2 separate regions of the Homo sapiens genome follow, and region 1 is linked to region 2. A link is a contact called in ENCODE Hi-C or POLR2A ChIA-PET data. All regions are on one chromosome and are shown on one strand. The core of a region is the stretch at or near the end of the contact, and the rest is flanking DNA. Distances in the headings are between cores, read along the strand shown. Region 1 has its middle 250 kb from the start of RPS6KA3. Region 2 has its middle 170 kb from the start of RPS6KA3.

Region 1 (4,317 bases), core at 1,161-3,660, 78 kb before region 2:
GAAGAAACGGCCACATATGTGAAGACACAGATGTAAGAAACTATATGACACACTTTGCCTGAACAAAGTGCAGCCGGGGGAGGAGTGGTGGGGGAGGCACTGGCAGAAAATGAGACTGGAGAACTAACCAGATCATGAAGTGTCTCGTGCACTGCATCAAGGAGGTCAAAACATCCAGAAAGCCCTGAAGACACAATGTCAGATTTCAGGGTGGGAGTAAGATGCAAGTTTAGGAGAAGCGTTGAGGAAACAATGGGAACGACAGATTAGAAAGGGATGAGCCTGGAGACAGGGAGAGCAGTCTCAAGTCACTAAAGGATGAGAATAATTCATCCCAGGACCCAAAGCCCAGGAATGGCTCTCAGAAATGCCGGAGACCTGAACTGTGTAACTGGCCTGTGTGTCTGAATTGAAGACTATGAACTATATAAGCTAGGCAAGTTACCAAACTTCTCGAACCTCAATTTTTCCTCCATGAGATCAGGTGTTCTTCATTTCCTCAAAGAGATCTCAGTACTATTGAGAGAATCGAATGAGATGCTTGGCATAGAGTAAATACTCAGCAAATTGCCTTATAAAAGCACTCCAAGTGATCTTAGTTTTCAGCCAAGGTTGCAAACCACTGATTTAGTCCAACTACTTCAATTTTGTATGAAAATACAGAGGCCCACAGAAGGAAAGGGATTTGTTCGAGGATGCACTTCAAGTTAGCAAAACAGGGAAACTCGAGTCCAGCACATTTTGACCCTGCGGTGCAATGGAGAAGGGTTGGGTCTGAAGGTGGATGCTGGTATTGCCATCTGCTAGCTGTGAGACTGAACCAATTTCTAAACATCTCTCTCAGCCCCATCTGCAAGATGGGGATGACAACAGCATCCACATTATAGGGCTGTTCAAAGGATGAAATAGATTAATGCTCACAGAACACCTGGCACAGTACCAGGCACCATGAGATGTATTAATTAAATGCTAGCTATTGTTACCAGCTGTGCTCTGACTCAGCCCAGCATTCTTTCTGTATCTCCACCAGGCTGTATAAGACCTCTTGTGAATTTTGATCAGTGTTTTCTTCATCCCTTATGGATACACTCATGGAAATCGATTTTTAGATATTGAACTAAAAAAATAAAGAGCTGATTAGTTACAATTCTCCCTGCTGATACCAGGAGTTTTAATCAAATAAACCAAGTATATCTGTGTACCAAATGTCATCTGTGTACCATGTTCGTGCACAGGACCTAACCAGGTGCTGTTTGTGCTGTCACTGGGTATTTGAAGCCACTGTTTCCTGTGTGTAATCAATAATCGACACTAAAGCTCTGACAAAATGACCATTTTTAGAGTGCCATTAGCTGTCTCCCTGGATATGGCTGTAAATGTAACATAAGTACGTTCTTTATTGCATCAATTTCTTATTGCAGTCATGTTTATCTTCCTGAAGTAAAGCGCTCTGGGAGAAACTGAGTGGGTGGGTATTTTGGCTTGTTTTTCTGCTAAAGGATGATTCTGATGATCTTTTACTATTACCTGAAATTTGCGTGCTATTGCAGAAGCATCCTTCTCAAGGGAAGAACACGGGTACAGTGGAGCTAAAGTGCTTTTTCTGTTGTGTGTACAAATTAGGCAAGAGGTTTATAAACTTGCTTCTTACAGAAAAGTCACCCTGATAATTTTCTTTGTAGTATTTCTGAATATCCTAACCCCTAATTAATCAACATAGACCACCTTTTGCTTGTTTCACATGGAGCACAGAGCTTTCAAATTAGAGCACTGGGAGAAAATTGTTTTTTTTTTTTTTTGGTATATATAAAATTCTAATTGCCATCAGAAGCAAGGTAGCTATATAATTGCCAAAGCCAAAACAATATGTTTCTGAAGATACTTTAATTAGAGTTTGCTTCACATTTTATCTTCTTATGAAATTGAAAATACCAACCACAAAAACTCTGTGGAGAGAGCTTTCTCTGCATTTTGTTGCGTGCTTCAGTAAAGATTCTTGTATATCAGAATTGTAGATTCAATACCAAGAAACATAAACTTGTATTGTTAATTTGGGTGACCATGAGGGACACTGACTTAGTTCAACTAGGAAAAGATCATTAAAAATACTTCAAAGATTTTTATTATCCTGGGTTTCTGATTAAACAAATTATCTATAGAAAAGCCACTGCAGTTAATTTACTGGTTGGAACTTGCATGAAGTTAGGGATTTCAAGATAAACCCATCTCTGGACAAGTAAGCTACTTTCTTTTGTATTACCTAGTGTGTGAGGGTGGGAAGGGAGGGAATGCCATATGAAACCAGCTTCCTCATTGCTCTCTTATGAGTCACATTTACTTGAACACAGCTAATTTTAGTTTCAACCACTGTGACCCTCCTAGAAGTAGTAAGAACCAAATGAGTAAGCATTTGGAGGAAGTGAGTACCTTGCAACCAATGTCATCCAGAGCTCATTATTTTAACATCAACAAAGCCCTCCTCTATAATCAAATTGCCCACATTCTCAGAAATTGTATTTGTGATAAAGTGCATGATCAGCTTGAATTTTTCACCCCTCCCTGTATTACACCCTTTGTTATGTGACTTTGGAGTTTCCTCCATAAAGGCAGAGTGTATTTTGCCACTCCTTGTCTTTGAGCTAAGTTGTGTCACTTCCTTTGGTCAAACGAATGTGGTCAAAAGTGTCAGGGTGCCAGTGTGAAGTTTGCCTGCTTCTTCTTGCCATCCTGTGGCTCTGCCATCTTCTAGGAACATGCCTGGGGTGCAACCCATGAAGCTGAGCCTCCCCAGCAGAGCCCAGCCTAGATCAGCCCATCCCAGCCAACCATAGACTTGTGAGCAATAATAAGTCATTGCTGTTTTAAACCACCAACATTTGAGGTGGTTTGTGATGCAGCAGTAGTTAACTCTCATAATACTGCAACAAGTTATTGACCTGAGCTTTTCTGGGCCAGTGATCTGTAAATACATATAATTCATGGCTGGTCTAGTTTCTATAACGGAAAAGATATTATACAACTATTTTCTCAAGGATAGATTATTTATGTTGCATCAAAAAAATAATTTACCAACTACCTGTTGTGGGCTGGATGCTCTACTGGGTGCTGGTACAGGGGATGGAATATGAAGAAGTCCCGAAAGTCCCAGACATTTGTACATGGCCTTTAGAAACTGAAAAACTTGAACCATGACTGCAAAGACCATTCAAACTAGAGGCTGTAAAAACTTTCTCTTTTCAGAGTTCAGTTTCTTAAAGCCAGGTATTGTAATATCTTGATCTTTATTTGAATCCTGAATCCAGTATAGCAAGCACTCTCTCTTGCCTGATTCAGTAGAGGTTCAGGATGTTCCTCTTGTCTCAATTTTCTATGAAGGTGACTGGTTTAACCTAGGTGTATGACCCAAGGAGGAATGGCAAATTCTCATCAGCCAAGAGCCTCTCAATATGAATAGATGTTAGAGAGAGGTTGGCCTGGTATAGAGTCAGATGATGAGCTAGCAGTAGAACTTGGGGGTGTTCACCATTAAAATAGGCAGAAAGGGAGATCACTGTAGAGAACAGGGCCACTGGGCAGAGGTAGGATGGACTAGAGTATGATAATGAGGAGATCAAGGGGAAAGGAAGATGAAAGGTGGAATTTCAAGCTGGGATCTGAGGCAACAACTGGAATCATTATCAGAGGACCTGTATATTAGTTTGAGTGCTTGTTTGGATGGTTTTTAGCACCAGGTGGGGTTTATCACCTAGTTGGGACTTTCAGCTATGGTGTCTTGGGTGCTCTTTGTTCTGTAATTCTCTGTCTGCAATATCAAGAACCAGGACCATCTAGGGAGGAGAAGACTATTCCTCTAGGTCTGAAGTTGTATTTTTCTCTGCCCAAGGACTCTGATACATTCTGTAGTCATCATGGAAGCCTCATTCAGGGAGAGTTGAGTCCATTGGAAGTTCAGTCCTCTGAGAACCAGAGACATTGTGTGGCAGGTCCCTCTCCTGGGTCCTGGGACTTAGATCCTAGCCCCTGGGCTTGTGCTATGTCACAGCCTTGGCCTCTCTGCCTCCTCCTCATCAACCCACTCAGGGCATTCTGACCCATCCAAACATAAGCAGAAGATGACTCATCAGTGGGCTGCCTATGAATCATGGCTTGGTCCCAATGTGGAAAGGCAGAGTGAATGTAGAGCTGGAAAATTAATGTGAATCAGGATGCATTTGGTGTTGACATTTATATCTTAGTGTAATTTGACTCAATGTTAATCCTCTTTCGAGTTTAATAATGACAGCAGGACATTCAAAGTCACTGTGATTGATGACTTCA
Region 2 (4,000 bases), core at 1,192-3,691:
ACCCTGAGGCATGAGAACACCAGTCAGTCATTGGCTAATGGACCTGAGGTGGACGTACAAGGAGATAAACTCCCTATAACTTTAGGTTTTCTCCTAGTGCGTGAAAGTTGGCTCCAAGAGCCAAAGGACAGTTGTCTGAAAAAAAAAAAAAAAAAAACTGAAGGCAGTTGTGTACTGGTAAATGTTTAACAACTGGGTGGGAGCTGGGAGAAAAAGCCTTGATTTGTAGCCATTACCCATTTCCATGATGTAAAATACTCCCACCTTGGCCAATGTCAAACTACTGATTTGATGTCACTGAACATGGGGGTTTGGGAAGAAATGCACAGTAGCACCCCCCATTATATAGTATTTCTACCCTACAGATAAAATAGAAATAATCTCAAGATCATGGATAATAGTAGTATGTAGCAAAATAATTAGGAAGTGAAGAGTTTTTAGTATTTATTACCTTTCGTATAATATAATTTATTTTATTGTAAGTTTATACAGTCAATTCTCATTATTCATGGTACTTTTGTTCTACAAAGTTGCTGCAAACACTAAATCAGCAAATATCAAATCAACATTTCTAGAAGACATACAGAGTTGGGTTCCTGTGAACCTCTGGTCAAAGCATTTTCGTCAACCAACTATATTTTATATGTGTTTCTATTTAAGATGTCTTATTGCCGATTCATTAACACCAAAATCATGGCCCACAGCACTGCAGCTTATGCCTGAATGAAGCTCCTCTAACACGTATGTTTTCCCCATAAAGCACATCACAGCCTTCTTGTGCTTGGGAACATTAGACAGCACTTCAGCACTGTAATTGGAGGCCATTTTAAACAGTGAAATCACCCTCAAAAAGCAGAAAAATGTGAAAAACCTGGCACTAAATATACCACGAAAAGGACGCTTGTTTATAGTATGAAAGCTGAAACAAGAAGCCCTTGTTCAACCTCAGCTGGGAACGTGCACGTCGGGCAACTCAAATTTTTCGCAACTCTGCACACGCACATGTCCACAGATGACCACAAGTATTGATTTGGGGGTTACGAATAAATTTTAGTGAGTAAGTGAATTCACAAATATGGAATCCACAAATAATAGGAGTCAACTACCGTATAACTTAATTTTTAGTAATGGCCATGTTTAACAACCCACTGACAGAATTTCTAAAAATTTAACAGTCAGCTCTTGTAAGCCTGAATGAGCCAGCTCCAGCACAGCACTGACTGGACTAGACATTATCTTGACAACCATCTCCACTGGCCTGTAAACTCCTACTAGGCAGAAACCAGGTCTTGTTTATTTTGTTATTCCAGCACTTAGCACAATGCCTGGCTCATGGCAGGTAATCAGAAACTGTTAATGGAAAAATGGATGAATAAATGCATGCATGCATACAATTCCCCTCTTTTTATTATGACAAAATAATAAACTCACATTGAAAGAGCTTTTTTTTTTTTTTTTTTTTTTTTTTTGAGACAGAGTATCCCTCTTGTTGCCCAGGCTGGAGTGCAATGGCGCGGTCTTGGCTCACTGCAACCTCCACCTCCTGGGTTCAAGCGATTCTCCTGCCTCAACCTCCCAAGTAGCTGGGATTACAGGTGCCCACCACCACACCTGGCTAATTTTTTGTATTTTTAGTAGAGATGGGGTTTCACCATGTTGGCCAGGCTGGTCTCGAACTCCTGACCTCAGCTGATCCACCTGTCTCGGCCTCCCAAAGTGTTAGGATTACAGGCGTGAGCCACCGCACCCAGCCGAAAGAGCCTTTTTATGTTTGTGAACTACCTTCCCTTCCAAAGGTTGTTGGGGTCCCATCTAAAGGTTGTTTTTACAAAATTCTGTGACCAGCATATTTAGTTGTGCAGACAAGAAAATGGAGCACTGAGATTAGGTGACTTCCCAAAGCTGACAGAGTCAATTAGGAAGAGAGCTAGGACTCAAATAAAATCTTCATACTTTAAATCCAATGTGCCTGCATCACACTACGATTAGCTGTGATCCTCTAATTAATGAGAGCACCGACAGCCAACACACCCATGCTATGCATGTGCAAAGTACCCACATTTGCTTCAAAGGTTTCAACTGGTCACTAGTCTATCCAACGAACAAACAACAATGAAAATCACCTCCCAGAGTTACAACTCTTCAGTCACTCATGGCACACAATTTAGTGTTCTGGATTTTAAAGTCTTCAAATAACTGAAACACAAATTAACCACAATTGTTTCTGTAGCACCACTTTTTAATGAAATGTGTTTAAACTGTATTATGTGCAGAAGACTGCTAAGGTATAGCCTGCAACCTTTGCAAATTTCTAAACTCTCAAATAACAAATGTTTGTGCAAGCTCCTGGCTATCTCCTAAATCATATTTCCTTTAAGAGTAGCTTATTTCCTGTGCATGTCCACACACCACAAGTTATCTGCCTTTTCAACTTCTACCAGTGTTTTCTCTTTCACTTATGGCTGTGTCTAACAAAGAAACATTTTTAACTGCTTTGTACCTGACGTGAATAGAGAACACAGGAACCATGTTGAGGTTCAGAGGCTAAGTGGTCAGCTAAATTTAGTGGCTAAATGATACAGTTCTGTAACTCAGCCTCACAAAACATAAAATTCAAATCACCAAAAAAGAAAAAGAAAAATCTGGAACTGCAAATGGCCTTTTCAAACTGTACTGCCATATTCAGAAATTGACCTCTTCCTTGGAGATTCTAGATCATAAGAATAAGCAACAGGGCCTACAACAGTGCCTAGATCATAGTAGGTATTCAAAAAAAATAGCTCAGCAACTAACCAGAGTCTAGATTCTCCTCATAAATCTTCAGGAACAAGAAAAATTATACTACCGTTGAATGAAAGATCTTCCTTGGCTCTGGTAGTGACTAATGAGCCCCCATCAGCTCAGCTACATTCAAGAAGTTTGCCAATTATTTGCAAAGTAGCTAATCACAGTTGGCCCTCAACAGCCTTAGAATATAGTAGTGTACAGTTCACAGCTTTATTTCTTTGATACAGAAAGCTTGTATACTGTCAAGAAATGAGACTCAACTCTTCAATGAGATGGGATTACCCCCTTTCAAGAGTGTAATCTGAAGGAAGACTTGAGAAGGTTCCCTAAAACTCAACTAGGAAATGTCAAAAGCCTTCCCTTAGCCCAGCAATTTCACACCTGGGAATTTCATTTTAGGAATTAACAAAGGATTAATACATAAAAAGCTCCCATAAATATTTAGCAAAAATAAAAAGAGCATACTATTTAACTTCGCAAATGACAGAGGATATTTCAGAGTAAAAATATAAATAACCAATAATTACAGGAAAGAAGTGCAATGGTGAGATATATTTACTCATCAATCAACCTGGAAGAATTGAAAATATTAGTAATACTCACTGTTGTCAAGGGTGACATTTCTCACTGTTGAGAGAATGGATTGGAGGAGTATTATTTGGTATTCCAGATTTTGAGGATCAATTGTCTGTATCTATTGAAAGTGAAAATGCCCATGCTATCTGACCCAGCTATTACACCTCCAGGCATCTATCGCATAGAAGTATAGAAATATATGCACATGTACAAAAACATAGAGATGCAAAAATACTTCGATTGCCATTTTTTTAAAAAAATTACAATTAAAGGTCCATTCTCAGGGGAGTCATTACATAAATTATACCATATCAATTCAATAGAATAATATGAAGCCATTTAAAAGAAAGAAGTGCATGGCTATATTAATACAGAACAATCACCATGACATAGTAGTACATGGAAAAAGTAACTTGCAGAATAATTCAGTGTAGATCTTATTTAAGAAAAAAGGCTGTGTATGAGCATATGTACATGTACTTGAATATATATGTATAGAGAAAGGTATAAAGGGAGACAAGAAACTGCAGTTGTTGCTTCTGGGAAGGTGAGTAGATGGACAGACAAAGTGAAGAGGCACTTTTACATTTTACTATGTGTACTGCCACATCATCATAATTTTGCAAATGAAAAGGTA

Evidence for each region. A loop is a pair of places that touch in the nucleus more often than their neighbours do. ChIA-PET counts read pairs that join two places held with the same protein, here RNA polymerase II (POLR2A). Pooled maps may share reads with other maps.
Region 1: a loop to region 2 is called in a pooled map, with 2.8 times the contacts of the local background. The contact joins two enhancer-like sites. A Hi-C loop is called at or near these places in 1 of 37 single-sample maps with no recorded cell type and 5 of 50 pooled maps. POLR2A ChIA-PET finds 5 or more read pairs at or near these places in 3 of 52 experiments (PC-3 and activated CD4-positive, alpha-beta memory T cell).

What each region holds. Positions count from the first base shown.
Region 1 is chrX:20,514,409-20,518,725 of GRCh38, reverse strand. No RefSeq gene overlaps it. Among named protein-coding and RNA genes, the nearest start is that of RPS6KA3, 250 kb to the right of the region's middle. RefSeq lists a silencer at 2,224-2,373 and an enhancer at 3,591-4,317. Within about 2 kb of position 2,410, at least 6 of the 41 ENCODE cell types and tissues checked have a DNase peak (open chromatin) inside an H3K27ac peak, as active enhancers do.
Region 2 is chrX:20,436,317-20,440,316 of GRCh38, reverse strand. No RefSeq gene overlaps it. Among named protein-coding and RNA genes, the nearest start is that of RPS6KA3, 170 kb to the right of the region's middle. Within about 2 kb of position 2,441, at least 2 of the 41 ENCODE cell types and tissues checked have a DNase peak (open chromatin) inside an H3K27ac peak, as active enhancers do.